Linked DNA regions of Homo sapiens: region 1 is linked to region 2. A link is an interaction called in ENCODE POLR2A ChIA-PET data of the cell type or tissue named here. Cell type or tissue: GM12878. All regions are shown on one strand. Links, peaks and the distances in the headings refer to the core of each region. The heading gives the core; the rest is flanking DNA.

Evidence for each region. ChIA-PET counts read pairs that join two places held together with the same protein. Peaks named below come from ENCODE experiments on the same cell type or tissue, not always from the same donor. Only the 100,000 strongest peaks of a DNase experiment are listed, where the experiment ranks them.
Region 1: POLR2A ChIA-PET joins it to region 2 with 5 read pairs; 3 of 35 experiments call an interaction of 5 or more read pairs at or near these places.

Annotation. Positions count from the first base shown.
Region 1 is chr15:79,105,169-79,110,544 of GRCh38, forward strand. No RefSeq gene overlaps it. Among named protein-coding and RNA genes, the nearest start is that of RASGRF1, 17 kb to the left of the region's middle. In GM12878, for the core only: no CTCF peak of the experiment used is centred there; a DNase peak (open chromatin) is centred at 2,183; H3K27me3 peaks cover 169 bases.
Region 2 is chr15:78,974,675-78,980,050 of GRCh38, forward strand. All of the region lies in intron 24 of RASGRF1 (Ras protein specific guanine nucleotide releasing factor 1), which reads right to left. LOC100129540 (a long non-coding RNA gene) reads left to right here and starts at 4,215. Exons shown (of 2, transcript NR_148998.1): 1 at 4,215-4,649. RefSeq lists enhancers at 2,098-2,247, 2,318-2,427, 2,498-2,587. In GM12878, for the core only: no CTCF peak of the experiment used is centred there; DNase peaks (open chromatin) are centred at 2,757 and 4,067; H3K4me3 peaks cover 2,788 bases; H3K27ac peaks cover 3,340 bases.

The DNA of each region.
Region 1 (5,376 bases), core at 212-5,211, 130 kb after region 2:
AGAGGTGATGTCCCTCTGGCCAGAGCTCAGGGATAAAGCTGCCGAATGTAGGCATCCTGATTTGCAGAGGGGCTCGAAAGGGTGCTGAGATTCTGGACTCTCTGATGCTGCTTTGTGTTCACTCTGTGGATCATCACCTCTTGTGGCCTTGCCTTGGGGCTGCTGTGGTGGGCAGGGAGGCAGGTGGGTACTTGCCAGCTAGCTGATGGGGAGGCATCACCAGACGCTTGCGTCCTCTTTGTAGCTAGGGACAGCAGGACTCACCACCCCATCTTCTCTGCCTTGGACCTCACACCCTGGATGGGCACCTCCAGGGCAGGCTAGAAACAGTGCTGCCCAGAGGGCCACAAAAATATCAGATGCTAGAATTCTAGATTGGGGACTTCATCTCATAGAAGAGCAAGAGCCAATGAAGTGGACTTTTTTTTTTGGCTGCTCAGCATTCATTCCCTCTTCTGGTGACAGTACCCTGGTTTCCTCTGGGGCTCCTCTTTCCCACTTTTCAGCCATATGGCCCAGATGAAAAGTGACTCTACCTGCAGCTCCACGCCTGACCAATCATCACGACACCCTCTGACTTTGGTGAATGGCTTAGGGATGATCATGTGACCCAAGCCAGGCCAATCAGAGCCAAAGAAATGAAATTCTAGGGGCATTCTGAAGCTCTCAGGGAATATGCATTTTCTTTTTTGCTGGGGATGCTGAAAAGCATATGATATGAGCCTAGAGCTGTTGGCAGCCAGTCTTGCCAGTATCAGTGAGACTGAAGCCAGCATGAGAAAAGCAGCAATAATGAATGAAGGAGACTGGTTCTTGATGGTTTTGTTTAACTGGATCCAGCTGTGCCTGCATCTACTTTTCAGTTAAATTAGTCAGTGAATTCCCCTTTTCTGCCTAAGCCAGTTTGGTTTTCTATCACTTGCATCCTACAGAACCCTGGCTAGTACAGCTAAAAGGGAAATGAACTGAATGGCTTTGCCTTCTGAATTTGCTGTGTGTGCTCAAACTGGAGCCACCAAGCATTGGGGTTGTAGACTCCTTTGGAAGGCCCTCTCCCTGACAACAACCCCACTTGACAGGTAAAGAAATGGAGGCTCAGGAAGGGGAAAATGTCCCATTGGAGTGGCCCACGTGCCACTCTGTGGCAGGTCATGTCCAAACATGGCAGCTTCAGGATGTCCACAGAGCTCCCGTGCCAGATGTTCATGGCTGTCCTGCTGAAGTCCTTCTCCACCTCTGGTGGGTGTGGCATCTCGTGGGGAAAAATGCTGTTGGTCCCTGGGGAGGGATTTCAGGGTTTCAAAGTGGTGCTTTGTTCTGCTGTTTGATGACAGAGATGACAGAGGTATGTGAGGGGTCATGGTGCGTAGGAACCTGTGTGTGGAACCCAGAGTTGTGTCAAACAAAGTCTAAGCTTTGGCCATCTCTGTATTTTTTCTGGGTCACTGGTTGCTATCTGCTATCTGTTAGGGAAGAAGTTTGAATCTGCCAGGGAACTTTTATTAACAGAGGTGAGCTGATACCTGGGGACCTCCTCATCTTTAGCTAGTTATGCCATCAGTCACAGGTCGGTGTAGGAGATGAGAGGCTTTTGCTTTCAATCCTGTTGAGGTTTCCTGGTAAGAATTTTGGTGCATGACCTTTTCAGTGAAAGCATGGACTTTCTCTTTCAGGGGCCTGAATTCCAGCATTTCTGAGTGCTGAGTGAGGAAAGGGTGGCCAGATGGGAGCTTTGCATTTCCTTTAGGGATCAACACCTTCTTCCAAGCATTATGGGACCCTATGACTCAAGTTGTACATATTTTGTTATGTTGGAATGTAAGAGTCTTTCCACCATTGTGATCCTTCTTTTAGCCACAGGGTCTACCCTTCTGTCATCCTTCCACCCACCCCCCAGGGGCACCTAAGTGGGTCAGAGGATTCCAATGTTTCAAAATTGAGCTCTCTGGGTTTTCTTTTATTGGTCATTTTACATCAGGTTGCCAAGTGATAATGGCAAATCTGCATTCAAATAAGTGCAGCAGCCACTCAGGCCATAAACTTACATGTGCAAGTCATGTATTTTTCTATAATTGAGCTTCGTTTCTATTTTGTGCCTGATTCTGATGGGAGGCAGACAGTAAATCCAGTCGGTTCACATTTTCCATTTAGTCAGGGTTTCACTTCCCTTTTCTTTGGTATTCTGTCTAAATTCTGGGTGGCGGTAGACTGTAGAATAGCAAGCACCCAGGAGTGGCGAGCTTTTGGTGTGTGTGTGTGTGTGTGTGTGTGTGTGTGTGTGTGATTACTGACAGGGGCCACTGGAGCATCTACGGAGATGCTCTTTATTCTATTTGGACCTTGGTCACACACAATACACAAGGTCACTGCTGTGCCCTCCTCACCCCTGACTTGCAGAATTTTCTAGGTACCACCCTCTCTCAGCTGTTTCAGGAGCACCTTGGGGCAAGGAACGTTTGGTTCCCCCACCCTGTTCGCTGAGGAGTGGAGACTCTGAAGCTAACTTGAGCCATTGCTGAGACAGCTTAAGAAGTCAGCTCTGCTCTACCACCCTAGCACCAAGCTGGGTGGGAGGGAAACCGGGAGATGATGCACAGGGCTTTTCTGCTGTATGATCCCTACATAGAGAGAGAGTTTCTGCTGTTCCCTTTCCATAGGGCTGAATCCAGGAGTGGTGGTGCAGGGCCCTTCTTGGGTACCCACTCTGTCTTCTAACTCTCCTCATTGCCATCTGACTTTTTTCCATCTTCCAGTGCAGGGATTATATAATAGGAAAAATAAAAATAAAAAATATATAGTTGTTTGAATAATAGTGGCAAGAGTACTTGTTCTTGCCTTATTCTTGATCTTAGGGAGAAAGCATTTAAGCTTTCACCTTTAAGTATGTTAGCTTCAGGTTTTTAAAAATAGATGTTCTTTATCAAACTGAGGAAGTTGTCTTGATTTGAGGTTTTCCAAGAGGTTTTATCATCAAGTGATAAAGTGTTGAATTTTGTCAAATGCTTTTTCTGCATCAGTTGATATTAAGATATGATTTTTTTCTTAGCTTGTTAATATGGTTGATTGACTTTTAAATATTGAACCAACCTTGTATTGCTGGAAGAAACTCCATTTGGTTCTGGTGTGTGTGAAAGGTCCTGGACCCTTTCATATATTGCTGAATTCTATTTGCTAAGATTTTATTAAGGAATTTTTGTATCTATATTCATGTAGGATATGGTCTGTAGTTTTCACATTTTGAAGTGTGTTTATCTGATTTTGCTATCAGGGTAATATTGGTTTCATAAAATGAATTGGGAAGTGTTCTTTATTAATATTTTCTGGGAGAGATTATGTACAGGTAGTGTTAATTCTCCTTTAAATAATTCAACATAGTGCTGGAAGTCCTGGATAGCTCAATAAGGGAAGAAAATGAAATAAAAAGCATACAAATCAGAAAGGAAAAAATAAAACTACCTATTTTCAGATGACATGATAGTCTATATAGAAAATTCCAAGGAATCAAGAAAGAAAAAAGTCCTAGAACTATAAGTGAGTTCAGCAAGGTTCTGAGATATAGAAGCAACACATGAAAATAAATTGTATTTCTATATAATAGCAATAATCACACAGAAACCAAAACTAAAAATACAATGCCATTTACCATTGCTAAAAAATAAATTCTTAGGTATAATTCTAACAAAATATGTATAGGACTTGTATGCTTAAAACTGCAGAAGCTGATGAAAGAAATAAAAAAATCTAAATAAATGGAGATATATGATATTCATGGATTGGAAGTCTCAACATAGCTAAGATGCCAATTCTCCCCAAATTGATATGCAGACTTAATACAACTCTATCAAAGTTCAAGCAACATTTTTTCTTTGTAGTATAGGCAGGATAATTCTAAAATTTATATAGAAATATGAAGGACCTAAAATAACTAAAACAATAATCAAGAAGTAGAAGAAAGTGGGAAGAATCAGTCTATCTGATTTCAAGATATTATATAACTGTGTGGTATTGGCAGAGGGGTAGCCACATAGAGCAATGGAACTGAAGAAAAGATCCAGAAATAGACCAAAACAATTATGACCAACTGATTTTTGACAAAGGTGCAAAAGCAATTCAATGGAAGAAGGATAATTCTTCAAGAAAGGTGCTGGAATAATCAGATATCTATAGTCAAAACTATGGACCTCAACTTAAGCCTTACACTGTATACAAAAAAAATTTAACTCAGAATGGATCATAAATATAAATATAACACATAAACTATAAAACTTTTAGAAGAAATTATAGAAGAAAATCATCAGGACATAGGACTTGATGAGAGTAATTTGATATGACAACAAAAATGATTTATTAAAGAAAAATATCAAAAACTTGACCTAATCAAAATTAGAAATGAGATCCAGCAATCCCATTTCTGGGTATTTACCCAAAAGATTTAAACCCAGTTAGTCAGAAATGTCTGCACTCCCATGTTCATTGTAGCACTATTTACAATAGCCAAGTTCCGGGATCAACCTACATGTCAATCCACCAGATGGCTGGATAAGGAAAATGTGGTATATACACACAATGAAATACTATTCAGCCTTAAAAAAGAAGACAATTCTGTCATTAGCAACCACATGGATGAAACTGGAGAACATCATGATAAGTGAAATAAGCCAGGCATAGAAAGACAAATACTGCACATTCTCATCTGTATGTGGAACCTAAGGCAATTAAACTCATAGAAGCAGAGAGTGGAATGGTAGTTACAGAGGCCAGGGGTTGTGGGGAGTGGAGAGATGCTGGTCAAAGAGTACAACATCTTAGATGGGAGGAGTAAGATTTTAAAAAAAAAAAAATCTATTGCATAGCATAGCATGGTGCATATAGTTAATAATAGAGTTTTGTACATTTCAAAATTGCTAAGACAGTAAATTTCAAATGTTCTAACCATAAAAAATGATAAGCATTTTGGGTGATGGATATGTTAATTAGCTTGATTTAATTATTCTCTAGTGTATTCATAAATCATAACATCAATTTGTGCCCCATAAATATGTACAATTATAAATTGTCAGTTTACAAGAAAATAAAATAAAGTAACCAAAAAGATTTAAAATGACCTTGCCAAGAGGATAAAAAGAGAGTAAGCTACAGACTGGGAGAAAACATTTGTAAACCACAAATATTTGACAAAAGATTCATATGTAGAATATATTAAAAAACTCTCAAAACTCAACAACAAAACAACAAACAATACAATTAGAAAATGAGCAAAAAACCATGAGGAGACAATTCACTGAAGAGGACACATGGATGGCAAATGTGCACATGAAAAGATGTTCAGAGTCATGAGGTGTTAGGGAAATGCAAATTAAGACCATGATAGCTATC
Region 2 (5,376 bases), core at 59-5,058:
CTTTGACACTTTTGATACTTGCCATTCTCCTCCTTTCACATTTTCTCTTTTTAGACAAATAGCAACAGGTGTCAGAATCAGAGTGTTGGCAAACATCAGTATTTGGCCAGAATTCAAAAACATTATTTTGTTTTTACCATATATTTTTAAATGGCATTCTTGTATTTACAGCAAGTAAGCTGGTTTTCCATTTGCCATGATACAAAATTTCCTTCTTATTTCTTTTTGGGAAAAAGTGAATTAATTTAAAGAGGCTGTTAGGTAAACACAAATACAGTTGGCACAGTATGGCAAAGTCGTGAAGGAGGCAGAGGCCTGGCGTTAGGGACACAGCAGACAGAAGTGTTTTTCCAAATGTAGGGCTGACCCTTTCATGGGTGTTGAAATCAATTTAGAAGGTGTAGACCAGAATTTTTAAAAAGTGAAAAAGGGCCGAGTGGTGGCTCACTCCTGTAATCCCAGGCAGTGGGATTTGAGAGGTTGAGGTGGGAGGATCACTTGAGTCCAACGGTTCAAGACCAGCCTGAGCAACATAGTGAGACCCCATCTCTATTTAATTGAAAACAAATAAAAATAACAAGTGAAAAAGAAAATATCTGACTTCATCAAATGAAATAAAGGTATATATTGTTTTGTGGAATTTTTGTTCCTGTGATGCATATATGCATTTGTATACAGGCTTGTAGTTTCAAATATATATATTTACTGTGCTTTGTGATTAAAAAAAAAAAGAAAAGAGTAAGGAGCATCCAGCCACTGGAGGGGCTGCTTTGCATCCTTCCATCCCTTCCAGTCCATGATTATTACATGCACAGGTCTTCATTTCCTTCCTTTCTTTTTCTTTTTTTTTTTTTTGAGGCAGGGTCTCACTCTGTTACCTAGACTGGAGTGCAGTGGCACAATCACAGCTCACTGCAGCCTTGACTTCTCAGGCTCCAATGGTCCTCCTGCCTCAGCCTCCTAAGTAGCTGGACTACATGCATGCACCACCATACCCAGCGAATTTTTGTATTTTTGGTAGGGACAGAAATTTTGTATTTTTGCCATGTTGCCCAGGCTGGTCTAGAACTCCTAAGCTCAAGTGATCTGCTCGCCTCAGCTTCCCAAAGTGCTCAGATTACAGGTGTGAGCCACTGTGCCCGGCCAGCTCTTCATTTCCTTTCTATCATACTCCAAGTCTGAAGCCCAGGCTTATGAGTCTGATGGAGAAATAATCCAAAGATCTGAGAAGTAACTCTGGAGTCGTAAGGCTGTGGCAGTGCTGACCGGTGGGTTCTGAGAGGTGCTCTCCCCCTTCACCCTGCATGTGTGACAGTAGCCAGGTAGCCGTGGAGTGCTCTAAGGATGGAAGGGAGAACGGGAGGCCTGGTGACTGCAAGCTGACTGCAAATGACCAAAGGACTCAGAGTGTTTCTCAAGGCTTTTGGGGGTTTCTGACCACCCAGATCAGTGAAAAGGATCAGAGGTCCTCTGATCACTGAGGGTCGACTTCCCCTGGTATTTATGGGGAGTCATGGTTCAGCTGTGGGAAGGTGGTGGATTTGCAATCGAATCACTTGCAAGTAGCACGCCCAGCCCCAGTACTAACCTCTGTCCCTATTTACTACCTCTATGGCAGGGGTGGCCAATCTTTTCGCTTCCCTGGCCGCATTGGAAGAAGAATTGTCTTGGGCCACACGTAAAATACACTAACACACTAACGATAGCTAATAAGCTGGAAAAAAATCACAAAAAAATCTCTTAATGTTTTAAGAAAGTTTACCAATTTGTGTTGGGCTGCATTTAAAACCATCCTGGGCCATATGCGGCCCTTAGGCCACGGGTTGGACAAGCTTGCTCTATAGTGAGGGGCCATGAAGGAGGGGACAAGAGAACACTCAATCAAACACACACACACACACACACACACACCCATCCGAAATCCAGAGCCATGTGGGCAAATGTATGGAGTTGCCAGATTGGGACAGAGGACTGCTGGAGGGCCCCACAGGGACACACGGCATAGGGACTGAGCCACACCGAGCCTCTGAATGAAAAGGGAAGCATGTTGGGGCTTCCTGCAGGCAAGACACCCAACAACAGGCAAGTCCTGAACCTTCCATATTGGCCTTTTGGCCTCTCTCGGGTGAGGTCCAGTCTTGCCCTTGGCAGGGCCTATCAAGCAGAGCTGATACGGGGGTGGCTTCCTCTTCTGGCAGAGCCCTCACGGGCCTGCAGCTAGCATTTTAGGGAGCAGAGAGGAAAGTGTCCCACCCCTAGCCTGAAAGCTGCTTCTGGTTTCTGGGCAAGGCCTCGCTGTCGCACTCCCATGCTGGTGACACCTGGCCTTGCCTGTGGTTGTTTGGAGCCCCCAAACTGGATGTTTCTTTCCACCAAGACGCTCCTGATGATGTTAAATGGAATAAGGGAGATTATGGGGGACCAGCTGCTGCTGGCAAGAGGCAGCTGCCCATGCTCTACACCAAACTCCAGGAAACCAACCCGAGACAAGCAATGAGTCCACCTCCCCTTCCTCTTTCTCTCCAACTTCTCTCTTCCCTGTACTGCCCTGGCTGTGGGATGGGCTATTCTCTCTTACAAGTTTCTGCCGGCTGTGGTTGGGGATCTCCTCTCTCCCATCTTGAGGCCTGGGGAAGGGCATTCAGGGAGGGCATGAGGGCCCTTGAGGCTGGGCTGTGTGGGCTGAATCCCCTGGGGCCAGGGTCCAAGGTTCTGGCACGAGGTACAGGGTGATCAGGTAAGTAGTCTTTGAAAAACAAAACTGCGATGGGGTGGGGGTGGAAAGTCCCATTTTACCACTGGGTTGCTAGGCTGCTCTGTGGTCACAGGCAGAGAATAAAGATAGAGATAGATACTTGGCTTTGCTGGAACCCCTGAGACTCTAGAGCTCAGCCTTTGGGCTCATGACATCCATGTAGATAAATTGATTCTCACCCTGATTAAAGGGTATAGGGGATGGCCTGGCAGTCAGCTAGCTGACACGCTCCTCCATGGCTGTTCCCATCCTTAATTCAGGGGAACAAAGGGGAAAGGCTTTCACTGCAGCAGCCTACAATAACAGCCTGTCCCCCGTGTTCCTCTAAATCAAGGGCTTCCTATTCAAATTAAACACAAAAGGTGCAGATATGCAAGTGTGTGCTCGGTTGAGATTAGACAGGGTAGTCAAAACTGGAATCGGCCCCAAAAATGCTGGTGACCACATTTTGCTACTAAATTCAGTTTTCAACCAAATTCTTGTTGCCTGGAGCTGGGGGAAGGTTCCGATTGCTGGGAGGTTGGGAGGAGGGAACAGGCATAGGACTTTGCCAGTATGTAGGCTTGGGGAATGAGAAGGGGAGATGAGGCCACTCTCAGGGCATCTGGCAGGGACTGAAGGGGCACACATAGTTAGGGCTGTTGCAGGTGGGGCAAGGGACATTTAAGAGAGTGGCTAGTGGGGTGTTTGGTGGTGAAGTCTCGGCTGGGAAATGCAATAAGGCCATTCTCCAGCCTGGATGCTGGCAGAAATTGGATATTTTTTCTTCTTTTTCTTTTTCTTTTCTTTTGTTTTTTTTTTTTTTTTTTTTTTTTGAGACAGTCTTGTTCTGTCACCTAGACTGGAGTGCAGTGGCACGATCTCAGCTCGCTGCAACTTCTGCCTCCTGGGCTCAAGCGATTCTCGTGCTTCAGCCTCCCAAGTAGCTGGGATTATAGGCATGTGCCACCACGCCTGGCTAATTTTTGTATTTTCAGTAGAGACAGGGTTTTGCCATGTTGGCAAGGTTGGTTTCTAGCTCCTGACCTCAAGTGATCTGCCCACCTCGGCCTCCTAAAGTGCTGGGATTATAGGCATGAGCCACTGTGCCTAGCCCGAATTGGATATCTTAATGAAAAGCTAAAAAAAGATGCCTGGGACGTATGAATGGGCTGCAGACCAACATGGTGAGGCCCATAGCAGGACTCCTTCTCTGGGGAGGTCATTGGCTATGCCCATGGACTGCCACCTCGCTACTCTTGCCCCCGTCCCCTGCCTAGTGAAACAGACGCTCAGTATTCATGCAACACCGCTCTTTGTGAAAACCTTAGAGCCTCAGGAGAGGGGGTGCGGGAAGCATTTGCCCCAGGTTTCCCCAGTCCCTCCCTCCTCTGTGTGCCCTGCCTATGTCTCTGCAAGTCCAGAACCTGGTTTGCATAAAGCTCTTAGCTTCCAGAGGCCCGCAGGCCACCTCTGCCCTGTGCTGCAGGGAGCAGGGGAATGTGGGAGAGACACTTACACGGGCCCACAGGCCACCTGAAAGAGGGAAGACGGTCAGGGTGGGGACTCAGACAGAATGGGGGGCCCCAGAGGCAGTGGAGGCAGCGGTGGTGGCGGCGGCAGACGAGGAAGCCAGCCATGTGAGGAGGTGGATGGAGTGGTGCCCCGGGGGCGGACGGACGGACAAGTTGGTGAATGCACGGAGGGGGCAGCTCCCCACAAGCACAGTCCACAGGGGCTCTCGGGAGCCCAGGCAGAAGAGAGACGGCTGGACAGCACAGATGGGTGCAACATCTGTCTGAGGACACAAACAAAGTGGAGATGGTCAAGGCGATGGCACACAGAGCTGGCAAAGGACAGACCAAATGCGGCAGGAAGAAAACGCAAAGAGGAGGCAGACGAGGCTGGCAGAGGGGTGAGCAGTCTGTCAAAGCCACTGTCAAGGGCTGGAGGTTTTGGCTGGCCCCATCCTCAGGGTCTGGGGGTAGTAAACTCTGGTGTTCCCTGCGTCAGCCGTGATCATGGGAACACCAGGAAGCGGGGAGAGGCTTCCTGAGCTATATAGGGAACCGGGACCCCAGGGATCTCCCAGGGTCTCTCCAAGGTCTGGCGAGTAGCCAGTCAGGCGAGGAGAGGAAGGAACACTCACTCAAGGAAAGGAGGGTTGAGACTAGTGCAGAAGCCTGAGTAAGCACCTAATGAGAGTGACAGAAGCAAACCCCCCACTTCATGTGAGTGTGTGGCCACAGTGTGTGCAGATGGGCTGAATCACTGCTTCCCTGGGAGAGCTCGTCTGGAGCCCAGGGCAAACCTTGACAAGCTCTGGAGGCCAGCCTGGGCCAGTCCTGGTGCTAGGCCACGGCCATGTGGCCTTGGACCGTCCACGTGGCCTTGGACCAGACACTAGCTCTTCAGTTTCTTTGTCTGGAAGAACAGGATGCGGGAAGCAGCCTTATCCTGATGGTTGTCAAGTGGGGAGGATTTTGCCCCCTAGTGGACATTTGGCAATGTCTGGAGACAGTTTTGGTCGTCACAACTTGGAGGGGTGCCATTAGCATCTCACAGGTAGAGGCCAGAGATGCTGCTAAAGATTCTACAATGCACAGGACAGTCCCCCTCAACAAAGGATCATCCTGGTCAAA